Linked DNA regions of Homo sapiens: region 1 is linked to region 2. A link is an interaction called in ENCODE POLR2A ChIA-PET data of the cell type or tissue named here. Cell type or tissue: GM12878. All regions are shown on one strand. Links, peaks and the distances in the headings refer to the core of each region. The heading gives the core; the rest is flanking DNA. Region 1 overlaps PLCL2 (phospholipase C like 2). Region 2 overlaps PLCL2 (phospholipase C like 2).

Evidence for each region. Peaks named below come from ENCODE experiments on the same cell type or tissue, not always from the same donor. Only the 100,000 strongest peaks of a DNase experiment are listed, where the experiment ranks them.
Region 1: POLR2A ChIA-PET joins it to region 2 with 7 read pairs; 2 of 35 experiments call an interaction of 5 or more read pairs at or near these places.

Annotation. Positions count from the first base shown.
Region 1 is chr3:16,987,374-16,990,301 of GRCh38, reverse strand. All of the region lies in intron 1 of PLCL2 (phospholipase C like 2), which reads right to left. Among named protein-coding and RNA genes, the nearest start is that of MIR3714, 56 kb to the right of the region's middle. In GM12878, for the core only: no CTCF peak of the experiment used is centred there; no DNase peak of the experiment used is centred there.
Region 2 is chr3:16,913,364-16,916,291 of GRCh38, reverse strand. All of the region lies in intron 1 of PLCL2 (phospholipase C like 2), which reads right to left. Among named protein-coding and RNA genes, the nearest start is that of MIR3714, 18 kb to the left of the region's middle. In GM12878, for the core only: no CTCF peak of the experiment used is centred there; no DNase peak of the experiment used is centred there; H3K4me3 peaks cover 731 bases; H3K27ac peaks cover 1,428 bases.

The DNA.
Region 1 (2,928 bases), core at 169-2,668, 74 kb before region 2:
CCAGCCCTTCCTGTGTAGCTAACCCTAAAACAGGGACTACAATAATAGTACTGTATCCTAGGGTTGTTGTTATTAAACAAGATAAGGTAGAAATGCCCACTAAAGATTCTGATGCTCCCAATAAATGTCAAGTATAATTAATGTGGTTGACATTACTACTGCTATCATCATCACCATCATCGTCATCGTCATCCTCATCATTCTCTCCTATATAATGCATTTTGTGAGGATTTGATCAGAGCTATCTCCTCTGCCTATATCATTCCCAGTTGAGTGACAATCTCAGATACGCTTCCTTGACATCTTTACATGCTTCAGGCAATCATTATTAGATGAGAATGGCCATCCTTTCCCCTCTTTCCTTTCTTATTATTCCTATCCTGTCTGAGCACCTACAAACCTTGGTTTCAGCATTACTACTATTTTTTATCATACAGTGAAAAAAAAACTACGCTATCTAGCTACATATTTACATAATAATGGGCCAATTAAAGGGCTAACAAGAAATCATTATGCTTCTATTGCTATTGTTTGTGGTTATAAACATTTGTATTTATGGGGTGGACACTTAATTATCTTTGGGTAGATGAATACTTTCCCTTAGTGACAGTATTGGGAGGAAGCAGAGACAATGTCTACATCAATGGTGTCCAAAAATGTATGAGCGCCACATATGTAATTGAAAATTTTCTACTAGTCACATTAACAAATCTAAAAAGAAACAGGTAAAATAAACTTCAATAATTTTATTTAACTCAAAATATCCAAAATACTATCATTTCCACATGTAGTCAATATAAAAGTTATGGAGATACCTGGATTCTTTTCAAGTCTTTGAAATCCACCATATTTTACATTTACAGCACATCTCAATTTGGACTGCGCACATTTTTTAGTGCTCAATAATCAAAGCGGGGCTAGCAGCTAGTGTATCTGACAGTGCAGGTCTAGATGATAAGCTTTTTAAGGGCAAGGACTTGTCATATTTTAATTCCAAATTCACCCTGACTTTTCTAATGTGGTGCTTTGCCCAAAGAAAGCACTCACCAAATATTCATTGAACTCAGAAATGAGTATCTGGAAAGAGGGACTATCATTCATATATGTAAATGAGGCCAATATAAATTTTTTTGGAAGAATAACATTTTGTAGGTCTTACACCTTTAAAAATTACAAATGAACATAATTGCTAAAAATCCCAGTGTTCACTCACCTCAAATCACCCCAAATGCCATAAAGAGAAAGCAATGTTACAACTGTTCTCAAAAAAGTGAGAGAGAGAGAACAAAAACAGCTCTGTTATAGACATCTATTATAGATCTCTATAATAATTGACCAAATAAATCATCAAATACTATTTAAATGACCTCATATGCCTGATAGTATCTAAGAGGCTATAATGTATGCTAGGACACAAATATAACTTGAAATGGAATTAAAAACTAATATTACAACCAGGTTAATTTATGAAAATGATGAATACCTTTTTTTTCCTCCATGTTATGAAAAGCATATTTTGCTTGAAAGTTTAAAGGCTTAATAGATGCAAATTACATTTCACTTTCAGCTACCTAGTTGATACAAATCAGCTTGCTCAGTCAGGATAACCACTTAAAAATAATTTGTAGTTCCTGAAGGCCACAACATTATACCATTTATAGAACTGCAGTACAGACACAGCCAAAAAAAAGATGGTAGCTTCTTTCAACCTGTGGTAATCATAAATGTCAAGTTCCTTTTGACAACCGATGCCACTGTCCACTGAAAAGACTACCCAGACCGCAGCCACCGTCAGCAATGGCTTCATAGAACTCAAGAGGGATTCCATTTCCCTCAAGAAAAGGAAATGGTCAATCTCAACAAAAGTTGTATGAAACTGCAAAATACTTGGTGTATCTTCACTAAGACTGTGAAATGAATTTCTAAGGAAAAGTCAACTAGCACTAAAGGCACTCACATGAAAGGGTGCTTAAAGCGCTCTTTCCTTCACCATGACAGAACTGGTTTCTGTTGGTTCTAAATATACCCCGACCAAATTAAAAGAAAAAGATGTCTTTTGCTTTTAAATGTATCTGGCTCTTGTGTTGAAGCCCCTGTTTACTGGGGAAGGAGGAACTGAGTTATTCAACCAATTCCAATACAGTTGTGCAGAGCGGAGACACTCCACGACCTTTTTACTTTTAGCAAAAAATCTTCATTGGACTACAACTTGGTTTCTTTAGCCTAGTAGAATTTCCATCGGATCCCAGGCTTGACAAATCCATGGTTCTCTGGTTACTAATGAAATACCAATGTTTAGCTTGCTCGTTCATTTATATTTTTACCATCAAAATCCTTACAAAGCACACAGCTAATAGCTTCATTTATTTGGCCAAGAACTGGCATAGTATATTTACTTTTTAAATTATTACATTTACTTTAATTTTCCATCTATTGAAAGTTGTTTGTGCTGTCCTTTACATTTAGTAAAAGACAAATAGTGCTTTTTATAATCTCCATAATGGTAACTTTCAAACATTTAAACTTTGAGAGAAAAGAAGAGAATACGTGAATCAAAATTTATATCACATTACTTTTTAAAATATACTTTTAGGCTTGTGATCAGTTTACTTTTCTCCAAAGGCAGCATTTGTCTCTTTAGTCATTAGAAAACTTACTGGCATATTTTGAATCTTATTTAGTGTCAGTTTTTCATGTATTGTCCAATTCTAAACACAGATCTTTGAACTGCTGGAGAGCCACTTGAGTAGAGCCTGTATTAATAAATGTCACGTATTTTTCAGTAATTCAACAATGTTGTAAAGATGATAAATTTCATACTGCTGACAATCTATCACTGTCTGAAATAGTTTTCTACCTTAACTTGTGACTTTCATTCAGTAAATATTTACTGAAAAGACTGCCACATGCCAGATGTTCCTGGGCTCT
Region 2 (2,928 bases), core at 275-2,774:
AACAAAATAAGTGAGAAACTACCAGCTCAAAAGCAACATATTTGGATAGTCATTGTTTTAAGGGGCTGAATAGTCTTATATTTCACATTCCACATTCTTCCCCAAACCTCTGTTCCACAGTGTGGCAGGTTTACTGAGTCAACTGTACCGTGCTGGTGCTATAATATTAAAGTCGGCTGTCGTCTGCAACAAGCGAAGGAAAAACTTTTAGTCAGATGAAAACACAGAATGCTTTTTAAGATTATGGGCCCTTACTAAGCATGCTTTGATTTAATTAATTATGAATAATGGAAACCTTAGCAGGCTGTGTTACATGCTCGTGAATCACCTCCTGAGGTGTGAGCGAGTTGAGCCTGGACTTTCTTCATGTTATTTATTGCATTCCCTGCTTCTGAAATGTAAGCTGAATGAGGCGTCCCTCCTTCTCTCTCTATCCTTTCCTTCTACTTCTCTCTCCTTTCACAAAGCTGTTAGTGGTGGATGGGAAGGCAAAGCAGAAGCATTGTCCTTTTCCCTATGTGAAACCTGGCCTGACCCAAATAATGTCAAAATAACCTTTTAAGAAACAAAGTTTCCCATAGTTCAGTTGATGAATTTGGAAGGAAAAACTGCATAAACAGAATAAATCAATGAGAAGTAGTTTCCTAATGACAGAGATGAAACACTATCTGAATAAGAAGAGGAAAAAAATAATAAAATTAAAAGGAAAAATATGAGAGCAGCAAAGAAACCTACCTATACTACAAAAAAATATATCTAAACCACAGGGAAGTAACTGTTGCCAGTGCCAAGAAAACCCATGAATTATGGAGCATGAATAACTATAACAGGAAATATACACTGAAAAATTTCAAAGATTCTAACAGTAAATATATGCCAGCTTTTTCTATTTCATGGTTTGGCTAAATATCAGTGTACAGTGAATGTGTGTATATTAGTACCCAGAATCTCTCACCTTAAAAATAAAAAAGACTGCAAGGTAAATAAATAAATAGGCAAGGTGAGAATAAATATAAAAATTTCAATGACGTCTGAAGCAACTTCTAGACCTTTATCAAAAGCATGAACCTCATAGCGAGAAGAATGTTCACTAATGTTATGCATTGCTCAGCTTATGTTAATTTTGTTTTACCACATTATAAAAGATATGTTTTAATTGATTTGTTCCAACATCCGTCTACTAAGACAGCTTTAAAGCAGATCAAATCTTCATTTCCTTAAACTCAAAAGTATTGTCTTTCAATTTATACAAATATTTTAGGCCAGAGGCAGTGGCTCATGCCTATAATCCCAGCACTTTGGGTAGCTGAGGTGGAAGGATCACTTGAGGATAGGTGTTCAAGACCAGCCTGGGCAACACTGCAAGATCTCTTGTCTACAGAAAAATTTAAAAATTAGCTGGACATTGTGGCATTTGACTGTATGTCTCAGCAACTCAGGAGGCTGAGGAGGGAGGGTCACTTGAGTCTAGGAGGCTGAGGCTGCTATGTTCATGCCACTGCACTCCAGCCTGGGTGACAGAGTGAGACCCTGTCTCTAAAAACAATAAAAAATACATAAAATAAATAAAGAAATATTTTATGAATTAATCTTTAAATCACACATACCCCCTAAATCCTGTAACAAGAAGACGCTAACAAATTCTATACAAATTTTTAATCATTCATTTTAACTTCATGAAAACCAAAGTTTACCAAATCTACGCAAAAAGATAGATACCTACATATTTTAATACAATGAAATTGGACCACCAAGAGAAAAAAAAAAACCTGGAAATTTAAATTCAGTTTATCATGTAAGAACACTTATATTTTAATTTATAAGCTGAGAATCCAATTCAACATACTAATTTTAATGACAGATGAATTTGAGAAATACATCTTTTGAAAACTTTCTTTCTTTTAGAAAACTTGACAACTTTCTTATGATCTTTCTCTTAGATCATATTAGTGTTTAAGACAATTAAATTGAATATGTTGCTCCCTAATTCCTCCACTCACTGTTCTATATATTTCTCCACATATAAAACTCACTGTATTATCCTCATGAAAACTTTATAGACTATATTAAGATCTATGTTAGAGTTACCTTAATTTTCTCTCCAACTACTTTCTCTCTCCACAACTCATAACTAAAGCACTTCTCATAAGTAATGGCATACACTGAAAGTCCCAAATTAAGAAGAAAGAAAAAGATCAACACTGGCTAAACACAACTGAATTGCATTTTAGAGCCACAAATTTAAAACATTATGACAACACATAGCATGGCTGCTAAAGGGCCCCAGGATCAGAGAATCTGGCAAGTCATATATCACAGGGTGTTGAAGAAAACATTTTTAAAAGAAACACATTATAGTGGGTGTTACATTAATGCTACAGTCCCTGTATTTCGATAATCTGAAATAAGGGTCTCCCTTTTATTCATAATAGGAGCAAAATTTACAGGCAGATCTTTCTTCCATAAAATCATTAATTTCTAAATCTAGCACCCCCAGTGTTCTATTCAAAATTATTATGAAGATCTTTTTAGCAATACACTGTCACAAAAATAATGACTACATGACAGCTATTTTTTACATATATACACATACATAAATATATTTATATATTCATATTCTATTCAGTAATTGGACTTCATTTCTCTTTCTCAAAACAAGGTCATTTCACAAAATCTTTGACTAAATGTAAATATTTGTTTTTCTTAAAATTTAAATCTATAATTTAAAATGATATAATTTGAGGTAAACATATCAGAAGGCAGTCAACCATTAAAATATTAATTCGTTTGCTTACTAATCATAACAGAATCCCAGCAATAATCTGAAAATATAATTGAGAAAAATTTTACACCACACCTTACATCATTAGGTAGTGATCCTCTTTCTAAATGAAAATTAGTAAACCCACAGAAGAGTCTTACTAGATA